Regions from separate parts of the Homo sapiens genome. Here region 1 is linked to region 2. A link is a contact called in ENCODE Hi-C or POLR2A ChIA-PET data. All regions are on one chromosome and are shown on one strand. Each heading gives the region's core, a stretch centred on a gene start or an enhancer-like site at or near the end of the contact. The rest is flanking DNA. Distances are from core to core; before and after follow the strand shown. Region 1 holds the start of DNAJC22 (DnaJ heat shock protein family (Hsp40) member C22). Region 2 holds the start of PRKAG1 (protein kinase AMP-activated non-catalytic subunit gamma 1).

Region 1 (4,791 bases), core at 1,947-4,446, 330 kb after region 2:
CCTTCACCACTAACATCCCTACCCCAAGGGTTTTGAAAGTAGTGGATTTTTTTTTTTTTTTTTTTTTTTTTTTTTTTTTTTTTTTTTTTTGGCCAAAGTTTGGACACCTAGTTGCTGTGCCCTGGGGAACAAAGTGATTACTGCCAGAGTTGTCTAGCCCATACCCCTACACATACACATACACAAGGTCTCCAAATGTGAGATGTGATCTCCAACCCATGTGGCCTACCTAGGCTGGTGGTGGCCAGAGAGGAGTTGGTAGATGTTGAGCAGATGCCTGTGTGATGCTCAGGAAGAGAGAGGCTGACCTTCAGACCTCCAAGGCAGCCTATCTCTTTGGAGCCTGTACTAGCAGCCTCGGAGACCCTAACCTTTTGGGTCTCAAGTCCAAGTTAATTACTAGTTTATGCCTTGGGAGGATAATGCTAACTGCACTCTAATTCCTCTCCATAATAACTCTCTTCAGTTTGGCTTGGTCTCCACTCTCAATCCTCATTCTCAAAAACACCAAGAAGTTGAACCTGGCCTCCTCCCAGCCCTGAACCTCCTGGGTTTACAGAGCAGAGAGCTGGGCTGACTCTGGATCTCTGGCCCCCTGTTTTGTTCAGCAAGACCCCTTCCCTTTGTCTTGTTGTTCCTTGGGGCTAGGGTATCTCCTGGAGCTTCTGTATATTTATCTCTGTAAACGTCCTCTTCTTTTTTTTTTTCGGGGTCTCACTCTGTCTCCCAGGCTGGAGTGCAGTGGCTCGATCTTGGCTCACTGCAATCTCCGTCTCCTGGATTCAAGAGATTCTTCTGCCTCAGCCTCCTGAACACCTGGGACTACAGGCTCCACCCGGCTTTTTTTTTTTTTTTTTTTTAATTTTTAGTAGAGACAGGGTTTACCATGTTGACCAGGCTGGTCTTGAACTCCTGATGTCAGGTGATCCACCCACCTCAGCATCCCAAAGTACTGGGATTACAGGTGTGAGTCACGGCGCCCAGGCTTTGTACCCTCCTTTGTGTCTGCATATTTCCACATTTAGGAATCTTCCAAATTTGTCTTCCTACATTTTGGGGGGCTCTCTCTTTGTTCCTCTTGGGGCTCTTCTCTCTAAGAATACACCAGCCCAGCAGAATACCCCACGGACACTGGAGTAGGAGAAGGAGGAGGGCTTTCTTCCTGCCCCCATCCAGAGGTGATTGCTAACCCAAGGATGGTCACACCGTGTCAGGGCTCGGGCACGCGCGGGTCACTTCACATTCTGAGCACAGACGCCTGGTCGATGCCCTGCTGTCCCTCCCTCCTCCCAACCTCCCTCCGCCTGGCCCCCGCCCCCTCCGCCCGCCTGGAAAAGGCAAATTTGACATTTTTAAATCCCGAGCCTTAGAGGGATCGATGCGGCCCGGGGGCCCCGCCCGGGGTCGATATTCCTGATTGGGAAGCGGCCGCTTCGCGGAGCCCGCGTGTAAATCACCTGGGCTGGGGGAGGGGGCGTGGGGAGCCTACCACGTCCCAGGCTCGCGAAGCCAGGAGGGGTCGGGACCCGGGCGGTACCGGAGGGCGACGGAATGAGAACGACAGGCCTTAGAGAACCAGAGAGAAGCCCGCCCAGGGCCTCCCCCTCCCCCGCTCAGCCCTGCCAACTCCCCCAGCAGGCTCCAGTCTCGCTTCAGCGGCCGCCACCCTTCGTTGCCCCTGGAGCCGCCGGGGAGGCCAGTGTCGGAGCCAGCCATGCGGCGGCTCCTCTCTGGCCGCTCCCGCGGGGCCGGGGCTTCGGCGGCTGCTGTCACGGAGCCGACAGGCCGGGCCGGCCGGGAAGGGGCGGGTGGCGGGGGGGAGAGGCGGCGGGGTGAGGCTGGCTCAGCGCTGGCACTCAGTGGGCGCGCAACGTATGTTTGCCGAATTGAAAGGCTGGGACACCGAGCGGCGCAGGGCAGAGGGTCGGAGGGCACAGGCGGGGTAGGAGATGGCCCAGACCGGGTGAGGGCAGAAGCCTCACTCACGGGGGAAGAAGGCACTCGAGGTCGCTCTGAGGACCGCTGGGCTGGGATAGACCACCCATCCCCCGCCGGGGAGACCCGGGTAGTAAAGAACAAGACAGAATGGGACAGGCAGGACGGTTTGGACCCCACCTACAAGCGCCTCCACCACCCCAGCCTCCGATCCTTGTCACGCTCTGCTGGGGAAACCGAGGCAGCCGATGCTGAGAATAGCCAAAAAGTTAAAAGCGGGGTCAGCGACGAAGCTGGGGCAGCAACCAGAATTCCTGCGTGGGTTTTTTGGATTCCTCCGCCCACGCGGGGCCAGTTTGCGGGTAAATGCACCACCGCGCCCCGCACCACAGCTCAGACCCTTTCCTCTCGCTGCAGTTTGTCAGATCCCCCCACCTCCCACTCTGCACCAGTTTATAGAACAACAATTTGGGGAAAACAATCCGGGCGGAGTGACGGCCCCGTAATTGTGACAAAGTGAGTGCGGGCGGCTGGAGAGAGCGCTAGGCCGGGAGCGCTGCAGGGCGAGGCGGAGGCAGGGGCGCCTCCCCCCGCCCTGCCGCCCCCTCGTTCTTATTCCGGTCACCTCCCATCCCTCTCCTTGACTCTTCAATTCCTCTTCTCCCGGCCCCTTGCGCCTTCCTTCGCTTGTTCCTCCATCGCTCTTCCCTTTCCTCCCGGTAACAGCTCTTCTCCCGCTCCCCCGACCCCGTCGCCCCTCCCCCGGTGCGCTTTTTCCTCGCTCACTTCTCCCCTCTCCTCTGCCCTCCACTCGTTTCTTCAGCTTTTCCTCGCGCTTACATTGCCCTTGGGCCCCTGGCTCTCCCCGCACAATCCGCTTCTCTCCCTCCCCACTCCTCCCTTCCTGAGATCGAACCCTGAGCCCCTTCCCGACCCCCACTCTCTGGGCCGCCAGCGCAGCCCCGCATTTCTGGGTTCCTCGGGAAGTAAACCTGGGGGCGCGCTGCGGCCCCGGGTGCCCCGGCGGCCAGCCCCTTCCCTCTCCCTTGTATGGCTGCCGCCCCCGCCCCACCACCTGAGCCGGGAGATAGTTTGTTTGTCCAGCGGCGGCCGCCGCCGCCCACGCTGTTTGCAAAGCTTAGCGCGCCGTCGCGCAGTGCGGGCCCAATTAAGTCTCATTCATTATTCAGCGCTCCTGTCCGCCCCCGCCCCCCAGCAGTCTGAGGCGTCGCTTTGGGGCCCCTCCCAGCCTAGGCCCCTCAGTGAGCCCTAAGAGGTCATATAGAGAGCAGCATTTCCTCTCCAGGCCGAGATGAGGGCTGAGGGCGTTTGGAGGGAAGCGCTCTGCCTACTGCCGGGAGGTGACACCCGCGAGGCCGACCGTCCCCCGAAGCCCCCGCAAGTCCAGACTGGGGGACCTCGGAGATCCACGAGATTGCCAGAGAAGGAAATTGAGGCCCAAGAAGCTGCATGACTTAGCCAAGTTCACGGAGTAGAACCCGGGATTGGAGCCCGGGACATTGAAATGAAGGCGTCTTGCATTGCAGCTCCGTTGCAGCGCAGAGGCGCAGGAAGGCAGACTACCACGAGCCTCGGGCTGCGGCCTCGCCCTCCTGGTCGAGCCTCCTGCCCTCCAACCCTCTGCTCCCGTTTCTCCCTCTGGTTCATAGCCCGCGGGACAGAGCAGCCCTGGATTGGGAGGCTCCTCAGGTCTCAGGCTCAGGTGCAGAAGCAGAGCCCCTAACTGGAAGGCTCGGAGGTGGGCCGGTGAGGCAAGCAAGCCCTGTGGGGGGTTGAGGACAGCTTGGGTTGGATGTCCCTCACTGCAGCCTGTCCGTGGATGTCTCTGCCTTAAGGGAATTGGAGGTGGAACCATCCAGTCTTGAAGGTCAACGGAGCGTGAAGAGAGGAGCGTGCAGCTTGAGGTGAGGGAGGAGTCACCTTTCAATTTGTGGGGGTGGGAGGAGGTAATCAAGGACGTATTCTTGCATTTACAGGAGTTTATCCTTTTTTTTAGCACTACAGATAGGAGCGTCCCTTGCTCCTGCCAGGCAGCCCCTCCATAGGGGCAGTCCTGTGCTGCTGTGCCTCGGTACCCGCACAAGGTGTCTGGGGACCGCCCGGACCCCCCCTTCCATCGGCGGCAGCGCCACCTGGCGGCCATGGTGCGGTGGTGTGGGAGGAGCTGGGCCCGGGCTGGGCACTGAGCCCACCGGAGCTGCAGGCGTCTGCAGAGCCTTGCACCGAGTTTCCCCGCGAGGGCGGGCGGGAGGAGTCCCAGGCGGGAATGTGATCCCCAGGGGGCCGGGGAGGGCCCTGGGGAGGAGCCTGGCCTGGGGAAGCCGGACTTCCGTGACACAACAGACACAAAAGACAAAGTCCATTTGGATGGAAGTGGGAGCAGGGCGAGACGGGCCATTTTCACTCTGTGGTCAAAGGAAATGACTGGTCTGACTCGGTCTGGGAGCGGGGCACCCAGGTATGGCCACTTGATTTGGAAGTAGCGGGTGCTGGCTGGTGGTCGCTCCAGATAGAGGGGACACTGGCAGGCACGCTTGGCGTCCAGTTTGATATTGTGAGGATTTGTCCAGCTGCTGTGGAGTGGCTTTCCAAGCCGGCCTCCGAAAGAGGTGGTTGAATTGTGGGGTGCCAAGGTCTAGGTCAAACGAAGTTTTCCAGAATATTTTAATAAAGGGAATTCAGGACCCCTTTCAAGTTTGACCTGTGGGAAAATCTCATGGCCTGGAGAGTTAGGAAGGCAGGAGAGTGGCTAAAGCCTGGGCCAGGTGTGGGAGGGCAGCCACAGTTGGAGTTAAGTCAGGGGTAAGGCAGAGGCTTTCAAAATGTGTGGGAACT
Region 2 (4,615 bases), core at 627-3,126:
CTGCTTTTCCAGTCTTTTCTCCCACTGTGACCAAAATCCAAAGCCAGCAACATCATGCCGCTGGCTCACCCCCAGTTCTCTACATACCCCAATTTCAGTGCCCTTGCTCACACTGTTCTCTCAATTTGCAGTGCCCTCTCCTAGGTCCAAAGTAATTTTTCTCTCAGCTATTCTGTCACAGTCCTCTGTTTTCATATTGATGACAGCATTTATTATAGTCTACCTTTAAATAACAGCTGTTGCTGGCTTGCCCTCACCATCACTCCAGTTAGGCTGAACATTTTCAAAGCAGGAGTTTTCTTTCTTTTCTTTTTTTTTGGAGACAGGATCTCACTGTGTCACTCAGACTGGAGTGCAGTGGCATGATCTCAGCTCACTCCAGCCTCCACCTCTTTGGATCAAGCGATCCTCCCACCTGAGCCTCCCGAGTAGCTGGGACTACAGGCACACACCACCACCACCACGCCTGGGTAATTTTTGTATTTTTGTTTCTGTCGAGACAGGCTTTCATCATGTTGCCCAGGCTGATGCTGAACTCCTGAGCTCAAGCAATCCACTTGCCTTGGCCTCCCAAAGTACTGGCATTACAGGCGTGAGCCACCACACCTGGCTGAGTTTTCTTTTTCCTCTTTTTAACTTCTACCCCAGAGCCTAATCCAGTACATAAAGTGTAAAGGCTAAATTAGAAAATCTATATAAAAATGCTTTGTAAACCATAATACATTTACAAGTAAGTAGAATATGACATGTCATTTTAAATTTAATGGAATTAGACTCCTTATTTTTGTTTAAGATTATCCTGATTAGTCAGAATTGGCTCCCTTGCCTGGGAGACCAACTGCGAATCATTTTAGTACTTTGGTCGGTTTTCTTTTTGAAAACCTGAAAGAAACAACCTCTCTGTGAGCAGAGAAACGGTGTGGCAAAGAATTACTCTGGGCATGTAATCCAAAGCAAAGTGAACCTGCAGTCCTTTCGTAACTACAGTAGCAGATGATAAAAACCAAGATGGAAAGAGTTACTCTGCCTGAAAGAAGACACATGGTTAAAAACTGTGGAGAGGGAAGTGTATGGGAGGGGTTACAGAGCGCTAGAAAAAGACTCCTGAGAGTGAGGGTGGGTGCAAACATGTAGCAGGCAACCCGCAGCATCTGTGGGAGGGTGACAGGGCCCTGCCACAATTGGTCAATGCCTGCTCGCCAAGAATGAGCTATGCCAAAACCCCTGCTTAGAGTCGCAGAGCGGGCCATGACCTAAAATTGTCCAGGGACACATCGGCCTCTAACACTGCAAGATTTCCTCTTTCAAGCAAACCTCAATTCTCGGTCTTATTAAGGGAATGTGACTTCACTGGACGCAGTATAAAGATCTTCAGATGTCCTCCTGCCGGGGATTGCAGGGATCACAGAAAGACCATCGAGGTCCAGGAGCTACCTGCAAGCGGAGATCCCTCTGGACGCCCCGTGCCTCACCCAGCAAAGCCGGCTCACAACCCTGCGCTCTCAAACCTCTAAAAGGGCTTGAGGTGCCAATAGGAAAGGAGGCCCGAGATTGCCACGGCATACGTGGGCCCCAAGGAGGGAGCCAGGAGTCACTGCCTGCTTGGGCTAAGGGTACCGCGTACGGAAAGGCGGCGGGGACGCGGCCCAGTTCCAGGAGATGCGCCCAACGAAGAAGCGGAGGAACAGGGTCACGGGATAGGGCAGACACCCGGCTGCTTTTTGTTTGCTAGACACCAGCGCCAGCCCCTGCCCGGCCCTCCCGGTCTCCTAAGGGTTGGGGGGGTGTCTTAGGCTCCACAGCGCCCCCGACCGCCCTCCTGCACTCCTCACCGTCTCCATTGCAAGAGGCGCCCGGCTTGGTTTCCTCGCTTTAGGAAACTCTCTTGGGGCAGGCCCCGCCCCACATCCGGTGCGGCGACGCCACTTCCGCCCACGTCATGGCAGTCGCCAGACTGGGGCGGAAGGCAAGGAACCCACCCTTCCGGCGGTGGCGGGCCTCGGTAACCGCCCTCCCCCGGGTCCTCGCGGACCGCACGGATCCGGCTGACGGCGAGGGTCATGGGACGGAGCCGCTTGTATTTAAAATGTTCTTTTTTTATTTGTCGTTTAAAAACAAACTTGGAAGAAGCAAAATCCAAAACTTGCCCTTTGCCTCTCGCAACATAAATATGTACAGTTCAGAATGATCGCTGATACAAAACATGCCAAGGACAGGGGCGCTGAGGGTGGAGGGAGAGAGGGCGCTTTAAAAAAGGGAACCATTTCATCCGTTGTTACGAAGGACCAACCTTGCTGTACAGGATACACACAACACAAAATAAAGTCTTCACGGGATTCACACTTGTCAGCGATTTATTTTTTAAAAAGGGGGAGGGTCCTGGAGGTGAGGGGAGAAGACTGTAAAGGGGAAAACTGAAAACTGAGTATGTGCGAGTGTAAACCAACCCAAAATACAAACACGGGGGCGGGGGGTGGGGTGGGGGATTCTGATGCAATTATACAGGCAGGGTACTTAAAAAAAAAACCAACCAAAATTCCAACCTTGTAGCTTGGGTCTGAGTTATAGTTTATATAAAAATTAAAAACTGTATAAGGTTTCTTCACTAAATTCTACAGGACTATCGGATACCTAGCATATGCTTACAAAGTCTGCCCCATCCCCTTTTCCCAATCCCAGGGCCCAAGCCCCAAACACAGCCTGACTCACGGGAGCCAATCTCCCCCTCCCTGTAGCCTAGACCTTCTGCTCTCGGAAAAGGAACATCCAAGGGCTGTGGCTTTGAGGGCAGCAGCCCAGTCTTCCTACTGTCTGATTTAATTACAGCGGTTCCTGTGGGAGTGGGGGCTGTTATTCTCTTAAACATTTGCAGCTTGAAACAGTTGAGGAAGCAGCTTTAAAAAAAAAAAATCTCCCTACCCCCAACAATCCACAACCCCCCAAATTCAAAACAAAACAAAAACAAACCTAAAATCACAACAGCGACCAAGCTCCCCCTCCAGCAGGCCCGCCCGTCCACCACCACCAAGCCCACCCCTACACTCCAGACATCTGATTCTTGAAAATATTAATTACAAAATGCCCTTTGCCCACAGCCCCTAGAAGAGAACTGCATATAAGCTTCATCTTCATCCCCACGGTTCCCTACCAGAGAGGGGTTTGGGGCCTCACCCACCCCTTACCTACTCCCACCCCCAGGAAGAGGTTCAACTGCAGCACAAGCTTGGGCAGAAAGGGGAAGGAAAGGGAGGCAAGGAACCCATCACCCTCTGGCTCCCCCTGGGGTCAGCTCTCTTTTGTGCGTTATAACATAGTCCAACTATACAACAGGGGGTGGGAATTGCCCAGCCTCTATACCCCCATCTTACAGCAGTCACAGCCAGGGGGTGGGGAGTGGGGTGGGGGGTGAGGAAAAGGGCGGTAGGTCGGGTAATGGAGGGGGCCCCCCCACAAGGGGAGCTCCATGTGTCCGCCCCACACCCCCCTACCATTTATAAACTGGTTTTGTAAAAAGAAAATAGATATATTTATATAGAATATATAAAGCACAAAAATTAGTAGTTTTACATTTGCTCTCCCCGGGGGGTGGGGGGAGAGGGGAGGGTTCTCACCTCCAGCCGGCTCCCCCATGCCCCACAAGACTATGTACAATCCCATGTATAAATAGATAAATACCCCCCACCCTCCCCGCGCTGACACTAAGCTCCCCCACCCCCACATCACCACCCCTTCCCACCAGACCAGCAGCAGTTTGGTGACTGAGGGAAAGTGGGAGCTCCGGGCCACACCCTGCCTCACTAGGTATGGGCATGCCACTCAGGGATAGCCCTCACCCTACCCCCCACCCAACCCGTCCAGGGGCTGGAGGGCAAACAGGCTCATGATGAGGTTGGGAAAACAGGAGGGAGATATCCTGGTCCTAGGTTTAGCTCCCTCCTGCCCCCATGTCCAGATGGAGAAGGAAGTCCTAGAGCAACTAGGGGCCAGTCATCCCCAATCTTCATCATCATTTGCCTCAACCACCATCCCATGCCCATAATTAAAAACAAAGATGGATTTTTTGTTGTTGTTTTTCTTCCTCCTCCTACCCCCCTTCCACCCACTCAGAAGAGGGCAGTGAGGTGGGGGAGAGGGTTGGGGCAGTAGGGGGCTTGGAGAGGGTCTCACATTTCAAAACAGCAAAAAATCCAACACTTAAATGAGGTAGGTGTGGGTGCGGGGTCTCCTTGCCCGGCTTGCCCAGCTTGCCCTCCTAGGCAGCTGGGCGCCTCTTTCCCGTTCATGTTGCATTTGTCAGAGTGGAAAACAAGGAAACACAACCCATAGAGAGACAGAAACACAGAGGAAAAGAGGGAAACAGAGACAGATCAAGAGGGAGGGGGATGGGGGTGAGGGTGGGGGCAGGACCCGGCAGGCAGGGCCAGGTGTGGGACCCGGCCTTTGGGATTGTCAAGCTTAGTCAAGTCTCTTTGCAGCCGTGAGTTGGGCCGGAGAGGTCAGTGGGAGCAGCAGGGCTGTGAGGCCCGGCCACACATCCTCTTCCCCCACCCTGCTGCCTCCCAGATGCTTCTGGGTAGTTCCCGGCCCATATCCCCCTCAAACCTGAGATGCCCAA

The links. Hi-C counts contacts between places; a loop is a spot of excess contacts on that map. ChIA-PET counts read pairs that join two places held with the same protein, here RNA polymerase II (POLR2A). Pooled maps may share reads with other maps.
Region 1: a pooled map shows a loop between it and region 2 (2.6-fold over the local background). The contact joins the promoter of DNAJC22 here to the promoter of PRKAG1 in region 2. A Hi-C loop is called at or near these places in 2 of 50 pooled maps. POLR2A ChIA-PET finds 5 or more read pairs at or near these places in 3 of 52 experiments (H1, WTC11 and activated B cell).

The regions. Positions count from the first base shown.
Region 1 is chr12:49,343,692-49,348,482 of GRCh38, forward strand. DNAJC22 (DnaJ heat shock protein family (Hsp40) member C22) reads left to right here and starts at 3,197. Exons shown (of 4, transcript NM_001304944.2): 1 at 3,197-3,860; 2 at 3,953-4,414. RefSeq lists silencers at 1,522-1,711, 1,742-1,841, 1,862-1,981, 4,014-4,233 and an enhancer at 3,896-4,791.
Region 2 is chr12:49,016,900-49,021,514 of GRCh38, forward strand. It overlaps PRKAG1 (protein kinase AMP-activated non-catalytic subunit gamma 1), which reads right to left and starts at 1,877. Exons shown (of 12, transcript NM_002733.5): 1 at 1,833-1,877. The coding sequence starts at 1,841. KMT2D (lysine methyltransferase 2D) reads right to left here. Exons shown (of 55, transcript NM_003482.4): 55 at 2,079-4,615. DDN-AS1 (DDN and PRKAG1 antisense RNA 1) reads left to right here. Exons shown (of 2, transcript NR_147179.1): 2 at 1,337-2,341. RefSeq lists enhancers at 918-1,508, 2,081-2,280.